Linked DNA regions of Homo sapiens: regions 2 and 3 are each linked to region 1. A link is a loop called in an ENCODE intact Hi-C map of the cell type or tissue named here. Cell type or tissue: OCI-LY7. All regions are shown on one strand.

Region 1 (8,000 bases):
CTAACCCTTGATAGTCTCCAGAGTGTGTTCCGTTATATTTTCATGTGATTCATACAAACAACCAACCTTTGAGGATAGTATTATTATTACCCTCATTTTACCGACTGAAGAGACTGAGACTCAAAGGGGCTGATGGACCTCACCTGCCCTTCTGTTTGGAACCCGTGCTAGAACCTGGGTCTTTTCTTTCCCAATCCTCTGTTCCTCCCAATACATTCAGCTGCCTCTTCTCTTATTGTTGTTGTTTTTCATATTCCTGGTAGCGCTCAGCCTAGGAAAATACATATGAATGCTCAAAAAACATCTTCAAGTATGAACACTAGAAAAAAAAAAAAAACTCGAGTTTCTGGCCAGGTGCTGTGGCTCGCGCCTGTAACCCCAGCATTTTGGGAGGCCGAGGCGGGCGGATCACCTAAGGTCAGGAGTTGAAGACCAGCCTGGCTCCTGGTCAACATGGTGAAACCCCGTCTCTACTAAAAATACAAAAATTAGATGGGTGTGGTTTCGTGTGCCTGTACTCCCAGCTACTCAGCAGGCTGAGGCAGGAGAATGGCTTGAACCTAGGAGGCAGAGGTTGCAGTGAGCCGAGATTGTGCCACTGCACTCCAGCCTGGGCAATGGAGTGAGACTCCACCTCAAAAAAAGAAAAGAAAAATCCCTGAGTTTCTTTATCTTTTTTCTTTCTTTTTTTTTTTTTTTTTGGTGATGGAGTTTCACTATTGTCGCCCAGGCTGGAGTGAAATGGCGAACTCAGCTCACTGCAACCTCCTCCTCCCGGGTTCAAGCGATTCTCCTGCCTCAGCCTCCCGAGTAGCTGGGATTACAGGCATGCACCACCACACCGGCTAATTTTGTATTTTTAGTAGAGACGGGATTTCTCCATGTTGGTCAGGCTGGTCTCGAACTCCTGATCTCAGATGATCCACCTGCCTCGGCCTCCCAAAGTGCTGGGATTACAGGCGTGAGCCACCGTGCCCGGCCAACCCTGAGTTTCTTAAAAGAAACCTGCTGCATAATTTTGAAGGATTAACATGCCTTCACCAGGGAATACTACAGTATTCCCTGCCCTATCTAAACTGTCTATCCATGAATTCAATAAATGCATTCGACAAATCAAGTGCCTTCCCTGTGAAACTCCTAGTGCAGCGATGTCCAGCCGAATGTTCTGTGATGATGGGAAGGTTTCATATCTGCACTCTCTGACATGGTAGCCACTAGCACCTGAAACATGGCCAGTGTGATGTGGAACTGAATGTTCAGTTTTATTCAGCATGTGGCTAGTGGTTAGCATTTTGGCCGCTGCACGTCTAATGGAATGGTTTTACAGTCAATAGTGAGGAGAACTCCAAAGGTTACCCTCAATTGCTAACAAAGACAAATTACAGGGGAAATGAGTCTTTTCCTAGGAAAAAGGGAGCCTGCCTTTCTGGCTTATCAATGCCACTCCAGAAGTGAAGACGGATGTTTCAGGCTTCTCTGTCTTCTGCTCAAGGAAACTGTCTTCCTGATGAGCTAAAATTGGTAACTCATTTTCCTGAAGAATCATTCTTTTGGGGTCTTTACTAGTGAACATAGAACAGTAATTGGAGGATCCCAACCTGTATTACATCTGGGAGGACATCTGGATGGTCAGTCCATGCATGAGTGGCTTGGATAGTGAGTGTCTGGTATCTTCTAGCTGGGATGAACAGCATTAGGCTTGAGGCTGCCACCTGGAAGGAGGTGCTAGAGTTTGAAATGGCTGCTTTATGTTGCATTGGGTGTTGTGAGTGTGATTCCTGCTTTGGCATCTGGCCTTGGTTCCCACTGAGGATTCTCCATGAACCCCTTACTCCCTGAAGGCTGTTCTTCATCATCAGCCCACACCTCAGCCACTCATGGTGATCTAAGGTTAAGGAAACCGCCCAACTTCCTCCCTCTGGTGGACAGAAAAAGAAGAGAATCCGCAGCACACAGAAACTCATAGGCTATCAGAGCTGGAAGGGGCCCTTGAGATCCACGTAAGCCCCTTTTCATTTTTCATGACCCCTGGAAGGTTGGAGGACTTGCCCAAGGTCATACCGCTAGTGACAGAGCAGGACTAGACCCCTGACTCTACCACCAGCTCGGTCCTCCTCCTAGAGCTGCACGATAGTCAAAAGGGGTGGAAAGAAGGCTCACGTTGGAGCGGTGGAATGGGCACTTGACACGGACTTAAATGTAAGCTCTGCGCCAAGTCACTGGGACCTTAAAGAAGCCATTGTTCTCTCTAAGCCTTGGTTCCCTCCACCATGCAATGGAGAGAAGTCAGACTACACGGTTCTCTCTTTTCATGGTTCAACGCTGAATAATCTCTGTGTGGGTTTCAATGATGCCCCAGAGCTCTTAAGCATATGTAGTGAAAGCTAATACCCACTGTCATTCTCACATTGCACGTCACCAGGAGTTCAGTTTAATACATGAGCACAAGGACGTGCAGCTCCACTCCCATCTCTCAGAGTCTCGGTTTCCCACCTCGCCCATGCAGAAGGCTCCGGTAACCCACATAGCAGTTGGCCTTTTGGCTTATAGCCTTCTGTGGAAAAGACTTGAACATTTTCTTCTATCTTATGGAAAGCGAGGATCAGGTTATCGCTTTGGCAAGCAGAGGGAACAACCGGGACAGGAGGGTGTGGCCACATGGAGTGCTGGTCTGACACCGAGGAGCTTTGCCTGGCCAGGTTCAAAAAAGCCTCCACCATGAATGAAAATGGCTCTGCAGGGAAAAGGCATGCTCTCTGCTCCTGGGTTGTACCAAAGCGGCTCTCAGCCCTGAGCTGCTTATCTCTCCCTCCCACTCTGTGAGGGAGGCCATATCAGTAAGGAGGAAGCAAGGCAGGGAGAATTGACTCATTTCGGATCCTCCTCTGAACTGGGGACAGAAGTCAAATTAGGCTTTGTCAACTCAGGCTTTGTCGACTCAGGCCCGAGGTCCGATAATTTTAAGATTGGGTATCTATTAAGATAAAAAAGAAAACTTATGGCTAAAGATAACCCTGGCATAAACATAGGTAATTAATTATAATCTGCTTTTTTCCCATACTCACTGATTAATTTGATTGTCTGTTTCCTGGGGCTTAGAGCTAATTACAGGAGTCTTTTGTACCTAAACATTGCAGTGTTCCTCTCCCCATTACCACGGAAGGCACTGAACACAGGAGTTCCTGGGCAGTTCATGAGCTGGTTATGGAAGAGGGTCAATTAATTAGGACGGAAGGAATCCATCCCGATTTAGGCATAAGCATTAACACGTGTTGGCCTAACAGGAATCAAGGCTGACTGTATTCAGGGGCAGCATTTGAGTGTGGCAATAAGAATGAACTATGAGGAAAATTCTCAAGAGCTTTTGGCCTTGACAACCATGGAGAGTTACCTAGAGCTGAATTGAGTCCTCTTTGTAGTCCAGAAATGTGAAACTGACTACATCTCGATAATTAGAGCCAGTAACTGGATTCTTACCCTTGCACATTTGTAAGCTGAAGCTTAATACTGCCTCTTTCTTTAAGCCTCAGCTTCCTGGTCTTTAAAATTTGCCTTCAAGGCCTGCCCTGAGGATTAAATAAAATATTGCTACATGAGCAAATGTGCCTAGTACAGTGCAAGATACACAGTCCTTCTTACACTGCCTTTTTTTCCTGCCTCATCCCCTCTACACCCCATTTATTTCCAGTGTCTGGTTCCTAAATGTCAGGGAAGGGGCCATTTCTGCCTCTTTCACATTACTGATGGTTCTAGCTTCTATCAAAGGCTGTGGTGCCCCAGTGTGGAGGGCTGTGGTAGGCCCTAGGGGCAGCCACTGTGGAGGAAGTCAAAGGAGGAAGTTAGACCTCAGGCAAGGAGGGCTAAGCTGTGAACAGGAACAACCCATCTCCCCTGCCATGACCATACTGCAGAGCCAAAGGCAAGCTGAGTGGTCATCTCTTAGGCTGCTCCCTATGAAGGGGGTCCTCAAGCCTCTCAGCAAATTAACACTGGACCAAAGAGGTTGCACTCGATCCAGTGGAAATTAAGAAGCACAGTCTAAGCAAAAAAGACAGAGACTCAGCATGGTAATGTGCCAAGAGCACAATTTGGGGAGTTAGGAGACCTGGCTTCCTGTCCCCATCAAATCACTTGCCTCCGCGGGTCTTAGTTCCTCATCTGTAACGTGAGAGGATTGAAGTAAGTGATCTTAGTCTCCAAGGCCTGAAATTCTGTGAGCATCGTATCCTAAATATCGTATCTTAATATATATACTATTATTCGATCTAAAATCAGAACCTAAGTATCTTTGCCTACACGCACATGCACTTACTGTCACACCAAGGGATGTCCCGATGCAGTACTGGGCATGTTACTGTAGATATTATGGACTCAACATTTGTGTTCCCCCCAAATTCATATGCTGAAATCCTTACCTCCAAGGTGATGATATCAGGAGGTTGAGTCCTCATGAACGGGATAGTCCCCTTGTGAAAGAAACCCCAGAGAGCTCTCTCCCCTTCTTTTCACTGTGTGAGGCTATAAGAAGTTGGCAGTCTGCATCCTGGAAGGGGCCCCTCCCCAGAGCTCAGTCATGCTGGCACCCTGAGCTTGGTCCGATAGCCTCCAGAACAGTGAGAAATACATTTCTATTGTCCATGAGCCACCCCAGTCTATGGCACTTTGTCGTAGAAGCACAAATGAATGAAGACAGCATATACCTGATACATCTAGATATTTCATGCTGTGTTGTGTTAAACAAATGGGCTGTATATTCTCAATCCATAGTATACAATTAATAATCACCTTTCAGTCCCTGTTTTCCTCCCTCCTAAGGCATTGAGGGAGGAGGGCTCAGGAGGGGTAAGAGTTCTGAGTGCTCAGAAGCCCAATGGGAAGACAAGACCTTCTTTTCCCTTTTTTTTTTTTTTTTTTTTTTTGAGACAGAGTCTCACTCTGTCGCCAGGCTGAAGTGCAGTGGTGCAATCTCGGCTCACTGCAACCTTCGCCTCCCAGGTTCAAGCCATTCTCCTGCCTCAACCTCCTGAGTAGCTGGGATTACAGGCGCCTGCCACCACACCCAGCTAATTTTTGTATTTTTAGTAGAGATGGGGTTCCACCATGTTGATGGTCTCTATCTCTTGACCTCATGATCCACCCGCCTCGGCCTCCCAAAGTGCTGGGATTACAGGCGTGAGCCACCGCACCAGGCCGACAAGACCTTCTTTAAACACTCAACCACTCCTTTTGAGTCGAAGCTTCCTGGGGGCCCTTCGTCTGGCAAGGGCTTAGGTGTCTTTACCAAGTGCCAAATTGCCAGATTCCCTGAGCGCTGGGAACTGAGGCCCAGAAGGAAGGCGAAGATGTGGCCGGGGGTGGGGCCGGTCTGGGGGGTATCGTAGTTGGGCCAGCAGACACACGGCTGGCTAGAGAGTTTTGGACCCCTCTCACTTCCTGGCGTGTTTGGTCAAGTCCCATTTATAATATGTAAAGTACTCCCATAAAGGGGGATGCAGTAAATAATTTCAGGAAATTGAGCGTAACCTTTCTTAGCAGCTTAGCAGTGGTGGAACGGGCAGAGTAGAATTTCCTGAGATTTCAGCTGCAGAGTAAGCCTCCAGAGCATCTGCCAGGAACTGTTTTACCAAAAGATTCCCTCCAGGAGCTTCCCAGACAGGCCTAGCCTGCTTAGAGTCGGGACAGCTGGAAAGGGCAGTCAGTGGTGGGGGCGGAGGGGGCACCCAGTGGCCGTAGAACACCGACCCTGTGCCAAACTCAGAGCTAAGCATGTCACATAACCCTAACAGCTGGTGTGAATCTCCTTTCGTTTACATATGTGGGGACTGAGATTAGATGGGTTAGGTCTGTGCGATTATAAGTAGATGCACCTGCCACTCCACGCCACTCTACTCCCTCCCTTAAGTTGCCAAGCTTTAACTCTCAGCCTAGAAGGACTTAAATCAAGTTTTAACTGATGGCAGGAGCGAAATGCAATGAATTCAGATCAGCAATTTCCACTGGTTATGGGATTGGGATCTTCCATCTCTTGCATTAAATGCCTAGGTTACCCTTTAGTGCTGAGCTTGGTCATACCAGGTCATTTCAGCCAATGCTCACTCTTCCTTTCCTATTTCACTCTTCCTGAAAAGCTAGGTGTTTTCACTTTTTATGACTCAGCACTCTAACTTTAGTGGCTTAAAACACACATTTTCCCAGTTTCTGTAGGTCAGGAGCCCAGGCATGGCTTGACTGGGTTCTCTGCTCAGTCTTACAAGATTGCAGTCAAGGTGTTGGCCAGGCCGTGTTCTCACCAGAAAGCTTGACTAAGATCCACTTATAAGCTCACCCACATTGTTGGCAGAAGTCATTTCCTTTTGGTTATATGACTGAGGGCCCCAGCTTTTTGTTGGATGTTGGCTACAAGCCACTCTCAGGTCCTAACGAGGCTGCCTGCAGTTCCTTGCCACGTGGCTGTCTTTTCATAGGCAGTCCACAACATGCTGCTTCTCCTTGGCCAGCAGGAAAGCGAGTCATTTAGAGCAGTGGTCCCCAATCTTTTTGGCACCAGGAACCGGTTTTGTGGAAGACAGTTTTTCCACTGACCCGGGTGGTGGTGTGATGGTTTGGGGATGATTCAAGTGCATTACATTTATTGTGCACTTTATTCCTATTATTATTACATTGTAATATATAATGAAATAGTGATACAACCAACTCACCATAATGTAGAATGAGTGGGAGCCCTGAGCTTGTTTTCCTGAAACTAGGTGGGACCGTCTAGTTGGAGACCCCTGACTTAGTTGGGACCATCTGTGGGTGATGGGAGACAATGACAGACTATCAGGCATTAGATTCTCCTGAGGAGCCTGCAACCTAGATCCCTTGCACGTGCAGTTCACAGTAGGGTTTGTGCTCCTGTGAGAATCTAATGCTGCCACTGATCTGATAGGAGGCAGAGCTCAGGCAGTAATGCTCACTCGCCTGCCTGCCTGCTGTGCAGCCTGGCTCCTAACAGGCCACGTACCAGTACCCATCTGTGGCTCAGGGGTTGGAGACACCTGACTTAGATGTGTCTTATGTGTGTCATAATGGAATAGCACAAGTGATTCCATCACCTTTGCCATATAGAGGTAAGTCATAGGTCTCACCTACACTTGAGGGGAGGGAATTATACAAAGGAGTGAACACCAGAAGTTAGGATTACTAAGGTGTCACCAAGGGTCTGTCTGCCACACTGATATACATATACCTTTAACATCTTCAGGAAGTTCATATTTTTAAAATTTTAACACCTACTATGTGCCAGCTACTAGAGATGCAAAGAAAACAAGAAATGGTCTCTGCTTCAAGTAGCTCATGGTCTATTGCAAAGACAGATCTTTTAAATATAATTTGGAAGGTGCTATGATACAACCGCCTGGCTGGTAAGGGTGCCCAGACAGGTAGGGACCACTTCCTGGAGGAAATGAAATGCAAGTGAGTGTTAAAGGATAGGCAGGAGCTAGCCAGGTAACTGAGGGTGGAGTTAGCCTTGCAGGAAAAGGAACCAACAGAGAAAGTTTTTTTTTTTTTTGTTATTGTTCTTTGAGATGGAGTCTTGCTCTGTCACCCAGGCTAGAGTGCAGTGGCTCAACCTTGGCTCACTGCAACCTCCGCCTCCCGGGTTCAAGCAATTCTCCTGCCTCGGCCTCCCAAGTAGCTGGGATTACAGGCATGCACCACCGCACCTGGCTAATTTTTTTGTATTTTTAGTAGAGACGGGGTTTCACCAGGTTGGCTAGGCTGGTCTTGAACTCCTGACCTTGTGATCCACCCACCTTGGCCTCCCAAAATGCTGGGATTACAGGTGTGAGCCACTGCACCCAGCCCCAGAGAAAGGTTTTAAGTGTGAGAGAAGAACCAGGGAGCAGAATGTTTGAGGGTGAAACTGAAGAAGGAGACAGATGTGAGGCCATGGAGGACTCAGCATGCCATGCTAAGGAGTCTAAACATGTTTTTGGAGATGAAGAGTTTAAAAAGTA
Region 2 (8,000 bases), 180 kb before region 1:
ATGGGTTTTTCAAAGATAGTTTGGTGGACAAGGGAGTAGGGTAGGGGGTTGGAGATGAAATCATACGCAATTGAAGCTGTCTTCTTTTGTTGAGTAGGTTCCTGGGTGAGGGCCACAGGACTGGTTGGCAGATCCAGGTTGGCCCATCCAATTGCCAGAAATGCAAAGACCTGAAAAGACATCTCAAAAGGCCAGTCTTAGGTTCTACAATACTTATATTATCTTCAAGAGTAATTGGGGCCAGGTGCTGTGGCTAACACCTGTAATCTCAGCACTTTAGGAAGCCAAGGCAGGTGGATCACTTGAGGCCAAGAGTTCGAGACCAGCCTGGTCAACATGGTGAAACCCATCTCTACCAAAAATACAAAAATTAGCTGGGTGTGGTGGCACATGCCTGTAATCCCAGCTACTGGGGAGGCTGAGGCATAAGAATTGCTTGAACCCGGGAGGCAAAGGTTGCAGTGAGGCAAGATTGTGTCACTGCACTCCAGCCTAGGCAACAGAGCAAGACTCTCTCTCTCAAAAAAAGAAGAGTAATTGGGGAAGTTGCAAATCTTATGACCTCCAGAATAATGGCTGGTACTTATTTAGAATTCAAGCCCCTCTCATCCTAACTTGGTGGCCTTTCATTAGTTTTACAAGAACAGATTAGTTCTGGGGAAGGGCTATTATCATTTAAGCTATAAAACAAGTTTCTCCCAAAGTTAGCTTGAACCACACCCAGGAATGAGCAAAGACAGCCAACCTGTGAGGCTAGAAGCAAGATGGAGTCGGCCATGTCAGATTTCTCTCACTGTCATCATTTTCTCAGTTATAATTTTTCTGCAAAGGCAATTTTATATTCTGTGCCACTATTCTATTTTGGCAGCTCTATATATGTTTTAAATGTAGTAGCATTCGATGTTTTACTACCTGCTTAAGAATTCCCTTCATTGCTTCACTTTTCAAATTATACTTAATATTTTCTTCTGTTTTTTCTGTTAGGTGAAGTTTAGAGGTGCAAAACAATTGTTTGTGCTTTTGATTATCCGTTAATTTTAGAAGAATTGCCATCCAAACATTATATAGTTTTCCAAAGCTAGGCATGTACTAATATAATTAGTGTCCCAATAATCCTATTAGGAAAATATAATTATGAATTTTTTTTTTTTTTTTTTGAGACGGAGTCTTGCTCAGTCTCCCAGGCTGGAGTGTAGTGGCGTGATCTCGGCTCACTGCAAGCTCCGCCTCCCGGGTTCACGCCATTCTCCTGCCTCAGCCTCCCGAGCAGCTGGGACTACAGGCGCCCGCCACTACGCCTGGCTAATTTTTTTGTATTTTTAGTAGAGACTGGGTTTCACCGTGTTAGCCAGGATGGTCTTGATCTCCTGACCTCGTGATCCGCCCGCCTCGGCCTCCCAGAGTGTTGAGATTACAAGCGTGAGCCACCGCGCCTGGCCATGAATTCTTATTTTACAAATGAGGAATCTAAGTTACCACAGTACTACAGTTCGATATCACAGACCCCATGGGTTAAGAGGCACAGATTCCATTAATACTGCTCTCGCTTCAGATGACAGTCACAAGTTCAGTGGTCCCCAGGCCACCCATATACTTCTGACCAACTGAATACAAATTCAGAGGTTCCCACAACCTTCTCAGGTTTGATAACTTACTAGAATCACTCATAAAACTCAGAAATACACTATATTTGTAATTACAGCTTAATTGTAAGTATACAAGTCAGGACCAGTCACATGAAAAGACCGTAGAGTAAGACCTGGAAGGGTCCAGAATGCAGAGCTTTTGCGCCCTCTCCCTGTGGAATTAGGATGTGCTACCTTCCAGCACATAGATGTGTTCACCACCCAGGAAGCTCCACTAAGCCTCAGTGTCCAGAGATTTTATTGGGATTTCCTTACATAGCATGATTGATGGACTCATTGGTGACATGATTAAACTAAATCTCTAGCCCCTCAAATCTCCTCAGAAGAGGTCAAACGGATATCACCCCACTCACAGCTCAAACCCTCTAGTCTCATGTTTGGTCTTTCTGACATGACCAGCTCCCAACCTGAGTCATCTCACTGGCATTAATTTAGGTATGGTCCAAAGGGCTCATGAATAATGAGGACATTTCTATTGCTCAGGAAACCCAAGGATTTAGAATCTTTCTTTTCACAATCAAGTGCAATTGTCAGTCAAATTCTTATAAAAAATGGGCACAAAAAGATTAATTACCTTTCCAAGGTCACATAGTAAATGATTGAGATGGTTTCAAACTCAAAAAATGTGATCCAGAGCTCATATCTTTTTTTTTTTTTTTTTTTTTTTTTTTTTGGAGATGGAGTTTCACTCTTGTCGCCCAGGCTGGAGTGCAGTGGCGCAATCTTGGCTCACTGCAACCTCCGCCTCCCAGGTTCAAGCGATTCTCCTGCCTCAGCCTCCCGAGTAGCTGGATTACAAGCTGGATTACAGGCGTCCGCCACCACGGCTGGCTAATTTTTTGTATTTTTAGGAGACAGGGTTTCACCATGTTGGCCAGGCTGGTCTCAAACTCCTGACCTCGTGATCCACCTGCCTCGGCTTCCCAAAGTGCTGGGATTACAGGCGTGAGTCACCGTGCCCAGCCGTACCTTTTTATTTGTTAAAAAAAAAAAACAAGGAATGCTTCACAAATTTGTGTGTCATCCTTGCACAGGGGCCATGCTAATCTTCTCTGTAGTGTTCCAATTTTAGTATACGTGCTGCTGAAGCACATTATGCACTTTATAAGGACACACATACCAAGTGGTAGGTGCCCAAGCTTAATTTGTACAATCAACAGAGACAACCTAAGAAACACGCAGCCCTCAGGAAAGTGCTGTGATGACGCTGAAATCAGGCAATGGCCTCCCAAGCCAGGAAAAGATGAAACAAATGTGAGAGGCCAGTAAGAATCCGCAAGACTCAGAAAAAAGTGAAATAATGGCAATTTTTAATAAAATATTTGCTTTAAAATGGGCCCTAAAGGCCATTTTGAATACATTGAATACAGTGCTTTAACTCCAAGTCCCTATGCTGAAATATTTCAGAGTTCTCAGATATTTATAAAATATTTGCATGAAGTCTTTTAGACCAGTGGTTCTCAAATATCAATCCTTAGACCACTACCGAAACTTGATAAATTTTTCACCCCTTTATAACAGAATTATAAAAATAAGAAAGATGTAATAATCATTCCATTAAGCTAAATATTCAATTAAAAGGGTTGTCCTTTTTTTCTCTCTCTCAGGGGGAAAAAAAAACAACACTTTCTCGTTCGCTTTTGGAGCTTCCATACACAAGCTCTTTGGAAGTTATTGCCCTTTAGAGGTAAGAGGACGCCAAACATAGATGCAATTTTTTAAAATATTAGCAAAAGAAAAAGCTGGCAACCATGCATTGTCTTTATTTATTTATTCGGGCTGTTAGATATAAGTTCTAAATTTCTCTTCAAAGAATCAATATGTCAGTATGTTCAATTCTTTGCCTTCTACTTTTAAACTTAACTTCCTCGTAAAGCAACCTTTTTCGATTATCTACTCCACCCTGACTCATTCCGATCACCTGCTCCACCCTGACTTATTCAGATTACCTGCTACCTGCTGCTCTCTGACTCATTCTCCGCCCTGCATAACCATTTTTTTTCCCCGCCAAACCACTCACCCCGTTACTCTCTTTAAATTAACCAATCGGAATTAGTTTAGCCTGTGCGGTCTAACCCTAGCCAATAGGGGAAGGACACAGCAGCAGGGGCCACGTGCGACCGGGATAAGAACCCCTTCCCATCCCTTGTCCAAGTGTGCGCTCACCATTGCTCTGTCTGTAAGGGCACACCCTTCTATAGAAGTACCTTGCCTTGCTGAGAATTAAAAGAAAATTTTATATTCGAGTGCTATTTCTTTTGCGGCACCGAAACTTTATATATAACAGGGATTTTATTGGCTTTTTTGCTTGCTAGTTTGATAGTTCTCTCGTTTTGCTTAATAATTCATAAAAATCTTGATCCAGGTGAGGTGTGGAAAAAATTTAAAATGTTAAAATCTTGGGAGCCCTGCAATTCGGTTTGCAAGCTGCAGGTGCCCCTTTGTCCACCAGATGGCAGGGCAGCTCTGCAGGTAACTTCTGGCGCCGTCTGCTGCTGCCTCCGCCTCTGCCTCTGCCCTGGGAAAGCAGCGCCAGTTCATCTTTCAAAGAATACGTCCCTTCTTGTCTTTAGGGTTTTTCCCCCAAAGAATATTTTCAGCAGAAGTATTTTACATCTCAGTCTAGAGATGAACTTCCCCAAGAGTGTTGTGTGTAGGCTTGCCGGTTTTTTTTTAAATTATTATTATTCACTATAAATCTTTATTAATAAAGATTTAACAAGGACCTAACCCAGCAGTTCAGAGGTACAGAAAGTCAATGTGTGGAAAGAAGACGGAACTGATCGGAAATGTTTATTCCTCTCCTAAATCACCACTGACAACGACAACCACACACACACACACACACACACACACACACACACACACACACAGCTGACGCTCAGAATGCGTAGGGACAGAGACACAGGGAGCAGGACAGGAAGCAAAGGGTAGTTATATATGGCCGAGAGGAACATGGTTCCTTAGTAAGTCTGGAAAATACAGTATTGCCACTCAGGAAAAACAAAGAGGCGCGCCATACTGCCACCCAGTGGTGTGAACTGTTTCTTTCCAGACTTAATGCAAACAAAACCCTTCTTTTTATGCTTCTGATGGTGGCTGAGATCTTCCTCTCAAAGAACTACATTACACAGTACTGCTTGCTCCTACCAGTACCTGACACGGGTGTCAGGCCCAACCACGTGCTCGGTGTATTCATAGACCTTAGTCACGGAAGCACAGTCTTGTCCGGATGCACAGCATGTGAGCACTTGCTCTCCAAACTTACCATCTTCCAGCTCCGGTTAATACAGCAGACCATTCATGCGTCTAGGAACCAAAGAATTACCCTAGGGCCCTGCTATTATTTGGGCAAGAGACTCATAATGACCTTACTTGACTGGCTGCATAAAAAGTCCCAAATCTTCCTGCCATTCCTTTCTCGTCTTGGCCTCTGGGCCGGGAGCACAAAGCCTAGGAAAGGACCCAGGGACAGAAAAAGGAAATATCGAGGTACTGTTTTCCCCCTACCTCCTCAGCTTGGCCTAAGGAAATTTTCAGAGTAACTGAGCTAAGCTCCAGCATCCTCTTCTCTTCTGATATGGTTAGACTTTGTGTCCCCAACCAAATCTCATCTTTTTTTTTTTCTTTTCAGCCACTCAGAGAGATATGTATAACCTCTCTCTTTTTTTTATTTTTATTTTACTTTAAGTTCTGGGATACATGTGCAGAACATGCAGGTTTGTTACATAGGTATACATGTGCCATGGTGGTTTGCTGCACCTATCAATCCATCATCTAGGTTTTAAGCCCCGCATGCATTAGGTATTTGTCCTAATGCTCTCCCTCCCCTTGCCCCCCACCTCCTGACAGCCATGGGTGTGTGATGTTCCCCTCCTTGTGTCCATGTATTCTCATTGTTCAGCTCCCACGTATGAGTCAGAAGATGCCCTGTTTGGTTTTCTGTTCCTGTGTTAGTTTGCTGAGAATGATGGTTTCCAGCTTCATTCATGCCCCTGCAAAGGATATGAACTCATTCTTTTTTAAGGCTGTATAGTATTCCATGGTATATATGTGCCACATTTTCTTTATCCAGTCTATCATTGATGGACATTTGGGTTGGTTCCAAGTCTTTGCTATTGCAAATAGTGCTGCAATAAACATACATGTGCATGTGTCTTTATAGTAGAATGATATATAATCCTTTGGGTATATACCCAGTAGTGGGATTGCTGGATCAAAGGGTATTCCTTGTTCCAGACCCTTGAGGAATTGCCACACTGTCTTCCACAATGGTTGAACTAATTTACACTCCCACCAACAGTGTAAAAGCATTTTTGTATCTCCATATCCTCACCAGCATCTGTTGTTTTCTGACTTTTTAATGATCACCATTCTAACTGGCATGAGATGGTATCTCATTGTGGTTTTAATTTACATTTCTCAAATGACCAGTGATGATGAGCTTTTTTTCATATGTTCGTTGGCCGCATAAATGTCTTCTTTTGAGAATTGTCTATTTATATCTTTGCCCACTTTTTGATAGGGTTGTTTGTTTTTTTCTTGTAAATTTGTTTAAGTTCCTTGTAGATTCTGGATATTAGACCTTTGTCAGATGGATAGATTGCAAAAATTTTCTTCCATTCTCTAGGTTGCCTGTTCACTCTGATAATAGTTTCTTTTGCTGTACAGAAGGTCTTTAGTTATATTAGATCCCATATGTCAATTTTGGCTTCTGTTCCAATTGCTTTTGGTGTTTTTGTCATGAAGTCTTTGCCCATGCCTATGTCCTGAATGGTATTGCCTAGGTTTTCTTCTAGGGTTTTTATGGTTTTAGGTTTTACATTTTAGTCTTTAATCCATCTTGAGTTAACTTTTGTATAAGGTGTAAGGAAGGGGTCCAGTTTCAGTTTTCTGCATATAGCTAGCCAGTTTTCCCAGCACCATTTATTAAATAGGTGCTGGGAAAACACCTATTAAATTATTTCACCATTGCTTGTTTTTGTCAGGTTTGTCAAAGATCAGATGGTTGTAGATGTGTGGTGTTATTTCTGAGGCTTCTATTCTATTCCATTGATGTATATATCTGTTTTGGTACCAGTACCATGCTGTTTTGGTTACTATAGCCTTGTAGTATAGTTTGAAGTCAGGTAGGGTGATGCCTCCAGCTTTGTTCTTTTTGCTTAGGATTGTCTTGGCTATTTGGGCTCTTTTTTGGTTCCATATGAAATGTAAAGTAGTTTTTTCTAATTCTGTGAAAAAAAAAGTCAATGGTAGCTTGATGAGAATAGCAATGAATCTATAAATTACTTTGGGATGTATGGTAATTTTCATGATACTGATTCTTCTTATCCATGAGCATGGAATGGTTTTCCATTTGTTTGTGTCCTCTCTTATTTCTTTGAGCAGTGGTTTGTAGTTCTCCTTGAAGAGGTCCTTCACGTCCCTTGTAAGTTGTATTCCTAGGTATTTTATTCTCTTTGTAGCAATTGTGAATGGGAGTTCACTCATACCAAATCTCATCTTGAATTGTAGTCCCCATGATTCTTACATGTCAAGGGAGAGACCACGTGGAGGTAATTGGATCATGGGGGCAGTTTCCCCCATGCTGTTCTTGTGATAGTGAGTTCTCATGAGATCTGATGTCTTTGTCAGTGTTTGGTAGTTCCTCCTGCACTCATTCTCCTTCCTGCCGCCTTGTGAAGAAGGTGCCTTGCTTCCCTTTCCCTTCCACCATGATTGTAAGTTTCCTGAGGCCTCCCCAGCCATGCTGAACTATGAGTCAGTTAAACCTCTTTGCTTTATAAATTACCCAGTCTCAGGCAGTTCTTTATCAGTGTGAAAATGGTCTAATACACCTTCCTCTTGTGTTTTTCTTCTGCTTCCCAGAGCACCTCTCTTCTAAACTGGGGAATTTGACAATCCTGAGTTCAAATTCAGATGAACTCCCCCGATAGCTGGGTGACATTATACATGATGAGATTTCTTGACCTGATTTCTCATCTTTAACATGAAGATACTAGAACCTCACCAGTGCCTCTTGAGGGGCTTCATCCTCTCAAGTCTAATCTTTTCATAAAAAATACCCCCATACTTCCAAATTGCATGCTCCATTCCTGCATTCCAATCAAAACTCACTTTTCTTCAATACCAGGCTATGTCAGTTTTCAAGAAAGCTAGTTCATTGAATTAATTTACAGTAATATGAAAATGATTAATAACAGCATCTTCTTCCTAGGGTCATATAATCCCATCACAATTGTAGAACTACCACCAGGCATGGTGGCTCACACCTGTAATCCCAGCACTTTGGGAAACCAAGGCGGGTGGATCACCTGAGGTCAGGAGTTTGAGACCAGCCTGGCCAACATGGTG
Region 3 (8,000 bases), 98 kb after region 1:
ACCACCACCCCAGATAAGAAGCCAGCTGCTTCGTTTTCCATCTGAGCAATCCAAAGGCACATTACAAAGCTCCTTTCCAGATAGCTCTTCTTCTCCTGTTGGTCTTAACATAAAATCAAGATTTTTAAGCAATAGAAATAGACAGGATGTATTAATTTGGAAATGAGGACAGTCATTTCTCTTTTCACAAACACACATGAAGAAAGTACAAGATGTCTGAGATGGAAAAAGACTCTTAAGAATCTCTTGGGTTCATCTCTTTGACGTTAGGCAGGGTTTTACTAAACCCTAGATCATTTTATGTCTCCATTTAATATTGCTAACTGCCAAATACTTGGAAAAGTCTAAAACACATTTCAGTCTTATTTATAAAGCAGAGCCTCTTAAAGCATATCATGCTGGCTGGGCGTGGTGGCTCATGCCTGTAATCCCAGCACTTTGGGAGACTGAGGCTGGCCGATCATTTTGAAGTCAGGAGTTCAAGACCAGCCTGGCCAATATTATGAAACCCTGTGTCTACTAAAAATACAAAAAAATTAGCTGGGCGTGGTGGAGCACTCCTGTAATCCCAGCTATTGGGGGAGGCTGAGGCAGGAGAATCACTTGAATCTGGGAGATGACAGTTGCAGTGAGCTGAGATAGTGCCACTGCACTCCAGCCTGGGCAACAGAGCAAGACTCTGTCTCTAAAAAAAAAAAAAAAAAGTTATGCTTTGAAAGCATTATTAGATACTGATATGTTAACATAAAGAAATATATTATTTCAAGCTAAATCAACTAGAAGTAAATACTAATTGTTAAAAGTTCTGAGAGAAAAAAATTTTAAATAGAGATAATTCTGTTACATAATGCTTTTTGTTGTTTTGTTTCTGGTTTTGGTACACTGGGAGAAGAGGGACTCTCTCGGATTTCTGCAGCAGAATGGCTTGATCTAGCTCAGTGGTTCCCCACCCGGAATGATCTTACCTTCCCGTGGAGATAGGACAATGTCTGGAGATAGTTTTGATTGTGCCAAATGTAGAAAGCGGGGCAGTGCTTCTGGCATCTACTGGGTAGAGGCCAACGATTCATCGGATATCTTTCCTCATAACAGCTCTATTTCCCTCTTGTACAGCTTTAAAAAATTCCAAATACCAGCTTCTTCATCACTCGGCCAATCAGCTCTCCATCACTGTGCCTAACGTAACCCTGCAAGATGAAGGCGTGTACAAGTGCTTACATTACAGCGACTCTGTAAGCACAAAGGAAGTGAAAGTGATTGTGCTGGGTAGGTACCTGCAAGTGAACCCAGTAGGGGAGCAATATGGATAGGAACACGATATGTCGTTTTTAAACTGAACCTTTTAGTTTAAAAATGTTGCCTAGAGCAAGGAATTGCCTGGGACACCTCTGCCATCTTTTATTGAAAGGAAACAGAAGAGAGCATTTTGAGAAGCAAGACCAAGATTGAACTGTGAACTTGTGAAATTTGTCTTTGACAGCAACTAAATTTTCTCTCCAGGGAACTAAAAGAAAAGAAAAATTGATATTTGATGAGCTGCGACTATGCGCCAGGCACCATGTGAGGTTCTCGGGAATCAGAGATGAATTAGGCACAATCTCTGCCCATAAGGAGTTTGCGCACCAGCTCAGGAAGAAAAACATGTATGCAAATGAAGTGGAACCTCATGACAGCAAATCCTAAGATAGAATGAATTCAGATGTAGCTGCACTGCTTGATCTGCTCAAATCCTCTCTGCCAAACAATTCCTCTTTTCTGTAGGAGGGCGGGATTGGGAGGTGCGGATAGGAAGTGACAGCCTCCTAATTACCTGGGACTTACTCAGTTCTACAGATGGTCAACTGTGTCCAGTATGTCTATCCTTACTTGTTTTGTTTTTTGTGGCAGAACAGATCGATTAAAAACATTGCTTTTTATTGATCTCTAAGTAACATCATCTCACATATCACACAAATGAATGTCTTAGACTTCTCCTGTTGAATTACTGCAGTGTGGTGCCTGCCATACGGTAAAGGCATGATGGGAAAGTAGCTGAGAAGGAGTGGCTCTCGGGGAGGGGTTTGAGAACCATTGTGACTCAGCTCAGCGTTGTCTTTTTGTAAGGGAGCACACATCCTGGCTCAGCTGCTTGTGTGCCCTTCTGGGCTCTCATAACACCCCATGTATACTCTGTCATTGCTCTCAACACATAATCTTTTCATTAACAGTTTAGGGGCTGAAGCCACACCAGACTATTAGCTCCTTGAATCATACCTTTTTCATCTTCGTATTGCCAACAAGTAACACATCTAATGTATATTTGGAGCTAAGAAGTGCCTTTATAAGGTCTTGATGGCAGATGGGTGAGTTAAGTAAATGGGGAAGAGCTCAGTTCTGGACTGAAGTGGAAGTAGAATGGGAAACAGGAAGAAGCAAGCCTAACTAAAAAGTATTTCCAAGACAGAAGTATAAAGAAAAAGGACGAACATGCCCTTTATAAGATAAATGCACCTTTTTTTTTTTTTGATGGGGTCTTGCTCTGTTGCCCGGGCTGGAGTGCAGTGGCGCAAACTCGGCTTACTGCACACAACCTCCCCATCCCAGGTTCAAGCGATTCTCCTGCCTCAGCCTCCCGAGTAGCTGGGACTACAGGCGTGCACCACTATGCCCAGCTAATTTTTGTATTTTTAGTAGAGATGGGGTTTCACCATGTTGGTTGGCCAGGATGGTCTCGATCTCCTGATCTCGTGATTTGCCTGCCTTGGTCTCCCAAAGTGCTGGGATTACAGGCGTGAGCCACCTCGCCCGGCCTCATATACCACATTTTAAGAATTGTTGCTACATTGCTTGTTCGGGAATTTTCAGAGACTAACAACACACTGAGTAATACACATTCTGGCTTCAGCCAAAGTAGCTTTGCAAGCACATGAAAGCCCTTTAACATGACTGTATTCTGGAAGAGATTAAGTTAAAAAATATGGGCCGGGCGCAGTGGCTCACACTTGTAATCCCAGCACTTTGGGAGGTGGAGGCGGGCGGATCAATTGAGGTCTGGAGTTCGAGACCAGCTTGGCCACAGAGAAATCTCATCTGCACTAAAAATACAAAAATTAGCTGGGTGTGATGGCGGGTGCCTGTAATCCCAGCTACTCAGGAGGCTGAGGCAGGAGAATTGCGTGAACCTGGGAGGTGGCGGTTTCAGTGAGGCGAAATCGTGCCACTGCACTCCAGCCTGGGCGACGGAGACTAAGTCTAAAAAAAAAAAGAAAGCCCATTAATTAGAGTATACCCTATAACAATCACCTACAGATTATTAGCCTCTGTGCTTTGTTGAGATATGCAGACTCATATCTAATTAACACAGAAAAATCCATTTTGTTCTAGCAACTCCTTTCAAGCCAATCCTGGAAGCTTCAGTTATCAGAAAGCAAAATGGAGAAGAACATGTTGTACTCATGTGCTCCACCATGAGAAGCAAGCCCCCTCCGCAGATAACCTGGCTACTTGGGAATAGCATGGAAGTGTCCGGTAAGGGGAGAAATGGTTCTCTTTGTCTTCCTTCCTACTCAAATTTCCAGGGGATTTTTAAATGTTTTGGCACCCTCTAGTGGCAGACAATGCCAGAAGACATCATTTAATATTTCATCAGCTCTTTTCCAGACAAGTTATTCTTACAACCAATCAATTTTATGCCTTAATCTTGAAAGGCTAATCATAGATATTGAAAATGTTTTTGTTTAAAACAGGTAAAAATCTAAAGTGAACTATAATGACTTCTTAAAATTTCACAAAATTGTCTAAAATAAGTATAATACAGAAGTATAATATCTCAGGCGAGGCACAATGGCTCATGCCTGTACTCCCAGCACTTTGGGAGGCCAAGGTGGGTGGATCACCTGAGGTCAGGAGTTCGAGACCAGCCTGACCAACATGGAGAAACCTCGTCCCTACTAAAAATAAAATTAGCTGGGTTTGGTGGTGCATGCCTGTACTCAGGAGGCTGAGGCAGGAGAATTGCTTGAACCCAGGAGGTGGAGGTTGTGGTGTGAGCCAAAAATCACACCATTGCACTCCAGCCTGGGCAACAGGAGCAAAATTCTATCAAAAAAAAAAAAAAGAAGAAGTATAATATCTGTGAGCATAAACTTTTTCCCAGATATAAAATCGAAAATATATTTAACATAATACATATAATTGGAACAGATATGATCTTCCCTATATTGTATAGTACTATATTGTGTCATACCCACAAGAACAGATTAAAAATATTCTTGTAACAAAGCACCTAAAGGTTGAGCCTTTGAAACAGAATAACTAATTAATTATGGTGTCTGGGTACTGTTTATAGTTTGCTTACATTTCAACAGACATTACCTTTGATATCTATGTAATCAACCATCTTTTTTTTTTGAGATGGAGTCTCACTCTGTCTCCCAGTGCAGTGGCACGATCTTGACTCACTGCAACCTCTGCCTCCTGGGTTGAAACGATTCTTCTACCTCAGCTTCTGGAGTAGCTGGGATTACAGGTGCATGCCACAACACCCAGCTAATTTTTGTATTTTTAGTAGAGACAGGGTTTCACCATGTTGGCCAGGCTGGTCTCGAACCCCTGACCTCAGGTGTTCCAACTGCCTCGGCCTCCCAGAGTGCTGGGATTACAGGCGTGAGCCACTGCGCCCGGCCTGTAATCAACATTCTTAGAGTTGCAAAGGACCCTTTACAGTTGAGAACACTGAGGGCCAAATGGAGTTCTAGAGAGAAAAGACCTAAACCCAGATCTGATTCCCAGGGCAGTGCCAATTCTACTTCATTATAAGACTTCCCTTTAATTCGCCTTATTCATATAACCAGAATAAGGTCTTGGATCTTTGTGTTTCATAACAACATCAAGCTGTCCTTCTTAAGCTTTGAATTTTTTTTTCCAGTAGTGAAAAGTTTGTAGAAAACCATCATCTACTCTCATTCATCTGTTTGCCTTTGTGACCAGAACCAAGCCTATACAAGGGAACTGGCTGAGGTTAGAATGAGGTTAGAAATCTAATGTTTGCCATGAAGTCAAGGCCATTGGCCTCTAATAGAACCAACCTCATCCAGTAGCATTAAATAGCCATAACCTCTTCAAATTGCTACATAGGTGGAACGCTCCATGAATTTGAAACTGATGGGAAGAAATGTAATACTACCAGCACTCTCATAATCCACACTTATGGCAAAAATTCAACGGTGGACTGCATTATCCGACACAGAGGCCTGCAAGGGAGAAAACTAGTAGCACCCTTCCGGTTTGAAGATTTGGGTAAGAAGAACTAATGATTCTCTTGAATAATTTTTGATTTACTTTAATATTACACTATCAAACAAAATTAAATGCAGTGGGCAGAGTCCTTCAGATTAAGATTACTGCCAACAAAGCTTTCCTAATAGCAAATTCCTGTACTGATTGAAATTTCTCCAGGTGAGTGACGGAATTCCAACTATTCCAATGTTCAAAAGAACCCCAGTTGAGCAGAAAGCCTAGCACAGCGCCATATGCAAATAGTGTCATGCTTGCTTTTTGATAATGACTTTAAATCGTTTTATTGCTGTTGTGTTTTTGGAGTAATCATATGAATCATACTGCATCTTTGTACTTGACCCAGAAGGAGATAATGTTAGCTGAAATAAACCTAAATTGTCAATATCATTTTATGTGAATATGAAACACACAGATACATGAAGACATAATTCCTGTTTAGATTTATTTTATTGTTATAATTGCTTTGAAGATTTTAGTTTAACCATGTTAATATTCTGAGTTGAACACCATTTTAAACATCCAATATTAAATGTGAAGAGGAGTTGCCTCCATTCTCAGAACCTCTATTCTATGATTCTTTCCCCAAAAGTCCAAGAAATAATTTTAAAACTGTACACAACTCTTTGAGCCAAGAGGTATCCTTTAAGATGCATGAGTCCTGTAAGAAGTCTGCAATTAGTAGGACTCTGAGTTTCACTGTTTTACAAGGTACTTCTCTGTGTAATCAAATCCTAAAGTATAAGGAATTACTCACATCAGTGAAAGAGGAAACTGTTGGATGACAATGCATTTATTGAAAAAGCTCTTTTATCAGACGAAATCGCTGATGCTGAAAGGCAAGCTTGCTTAGGAGAACCTCACTGTGGGAAAGCTGCCGTGATGCCCTGTGGGGGCTGTGGCTGCGGTTAACAGGCCCCCTCTGACTACCACAAACTTTCCATGGGTCACTTTCTCACCAAACCAAAAGTAGTCATTGCAGAAGCTGCACTGTAAGACTCATGGACCTACAGACCGAGCTGTACAGTAACCTTACACAACCACCCCCACCCCTCTGTGAGTCATCCCCACCCCACGCCTCCACCTCCAGCAGTAGAACTGAAGCATAGGGCATGTGGGGGATGAGCCTGTATCTAAAAGCTTCCTAAAGACATTCAGGTTCTTCAATAGGAGAACCAACAATGTCGAAAAAAATGCATTCTTAATTTTCAGCAATTGTTCAAGCCATCTACAAAAATTACTATGAAGGGGGAAATGGCAGTTCTCCACCTTTACGGCTATAGCTCTGTATGACTCAAAATTATAGCTAAAGATGTTTTTAATAATAGGCTAAGGCCAGGCGTAATGGCTCACGCCTGTAATCCCAGCACTTTGGGAAGCCGAGGCGGGCAGATCACCTGAGGTCAGGAGTTCGAGACCAGTCTGGCCAACATGGCAAAACCCCATCTCTACTAAAAATAAAAAAATCAGCTGGGCATGATTGTGGACGCCTGTAATCCCAGCTACTTGGGAGGCTGAGGCACAAGAATCGCTTGAACCCGAGAGGCGGAGTTTACAGTAAGCTGAGATCACGCCACTGCACTCCAGCCTGGGCAACAGAGCGAGACTCTGTCTCATAATAATAAGAATAATAGGCTAAGACTTAATTTTTATTTGTGATCTATTTGCTGTACTCATTGCCAGATCTCCAAATAGTATTCAAAGAGAAACGCCAGCATCAGCTGTTGATAGCTTCCATTAGTTCATTGTTTCTTCCATTTGGCTAGCTGCTACTATATTGACATATAGATGTTACAAACATTTTGTTCACCCAATTAGGTAAAAAATATTACTAGCTGAGGATGCTTTAAAACACATTTACACATAAGGGTTCTGACCCCTTTCATTCCTGTGCTCTGCATGGAAGGACCTGGGTAAAGTGAGGGTCATGCCAGCACCAGGACTAGGGTGGTCCTGAGGAAAGAAGTGCCTTCCTCTGAAAAAGCCACAGTGTGATGCTTCGAGAAAGAGAGTAGAGCAACAGGAATTGATTTTTGAATAGGCTATCTTTGTTTTTATGTTTTGTTTTGTTTTTTGAGACAGGGTCTCACTCTTTCACCAAAGCTGGAGTGCAGTGGTGTGATCGCGGCTCACTGCAGCCTCAATCTTCCAGGTTCACAATCAGTCCTCCCACCTCAGCCCCTCAAGTTGCTAGTACTACAGGCATGCACCACTACATCTGGCTAATTTTTAAATTTTTGCTGAGACGGGGTCTCCCTATGTTGCTCAGGCTGGTCTCAAAACTCCTAGGCTCAAGAAATTCTCCCTCTTTGGCCTCCCAAAGTGCTGGGATTACAGGCATGAGCCACCTCACCCAGATTTCAGAATTATCATTTATTTATTTCTTTTCTTGAGACGGTCTCACTCTGTTGCCCAGGCTGGAAGGCAGTGACACAGTCTTGGCTCGCTATAACCTCTGCCTCCCAGGCTCAAGTTGATCCTCCTGCCTCAGCCTCCGGGGTGGCTGGGAGCACAGGCATGAGCCACCACGCCCTGCTAATTTTCATATATTTTGTAGGTATGGGGTTTCGCCATGTTACTCAGCCTGGTCTTGAATTCCTGAGCTCAAGCGATCCCTCAACCTCTGCCTGCCTCCCAAAGTGTTGGGATTACAAGCATGAACCACCACACCTGGCTCTTTTTGTTGTTCTTGTTGAGACAAGGTCTCCTTCTGTAGCCCAGGCTGG

The links. A loop is a pair of places that touch in the nucleus more often than their neighbours do. Peaks named below come from ENCODE experiments on the same cell type or tissue, not always from the same donor. Only the 100,000 strongest peaks of a DNase experiment are listed, where the experiment ranks them.
Region 2: a loop joins it to region 1, with 8 times the contacts of the local background. A loop is called at or near these places in 12 of 110 quality-filtered maps.
Region 3: it touches region 1 in a loop (5-fold over the local background); 2 of 110 quality-filtered maps call a loop at or near these places.

Annotation. Positions count from the first base shown.
Region 1 is chr11:122,752,814-122,760,813 of GRCh38, forward strand. All of the region lies in intron 1 of UBASH3B (ubiquitin associated and SH3 domain containing B), which reads left to right. Among named protein-coding and RNA genes, the nearest start is that of CRTAM, 82 kb to the right of the region's middle. RefSeq lists a silencer at 2,456-2,609. In OCI-LY7, CTCF peaks have their summits at 1,937 (motif pointing left), 2,145, 3,772 and 3,972; DNase peaks (open chromatin) are centred at 1,908 and 3,808; H3K4me3 peaks cover 892 bases; H3K27ac peaks cover 3,343 bases.
Region 2 is chr11:122,576,570-122,584,569 of GRCh38, forward strand. It overlaps the pseudogene RNU6-592P. Among named protein-coding and RNA genes, the nearest start is that of TRK-TTT2-1, 21 kb to the left of the region's middle. In OCI-LY7, CTCF peaks have their summits at 1,781, 1,980, 4,062 (motif pointing right) and 4,685 (motif pointing left); DNase peaks (open chromatin) are centred at 4,132 and 4,672; H3K4me3 peaks cover 518 bases.
Region 3 is chr11:122,850,580-122,858,579 of GRCh38, forward strand. CRTAM (cytotoxic and regulatory T cell molecule) reads left to right here. Exons shown (of 10, transcript NM_019604.4): 3 at 1,114-1,266; 4 at 3,364-3,507; 5 at 5,116-5,277. Among named protein-coding and RNA genes, the nearest start is that of CRTAM, 16 kb to the left of the region's middle. RefSeq lists enhancers at 1,963-2,022, 5,937-6,146. In OCI-LY7, CTCF peaks have their summits at 1,155, 1,371 and 3,586 (motif pointing left); DNase peaks (open chromatin) are centred at 1,232 and 3,592; H3K4me3 peaks cover 718 bases.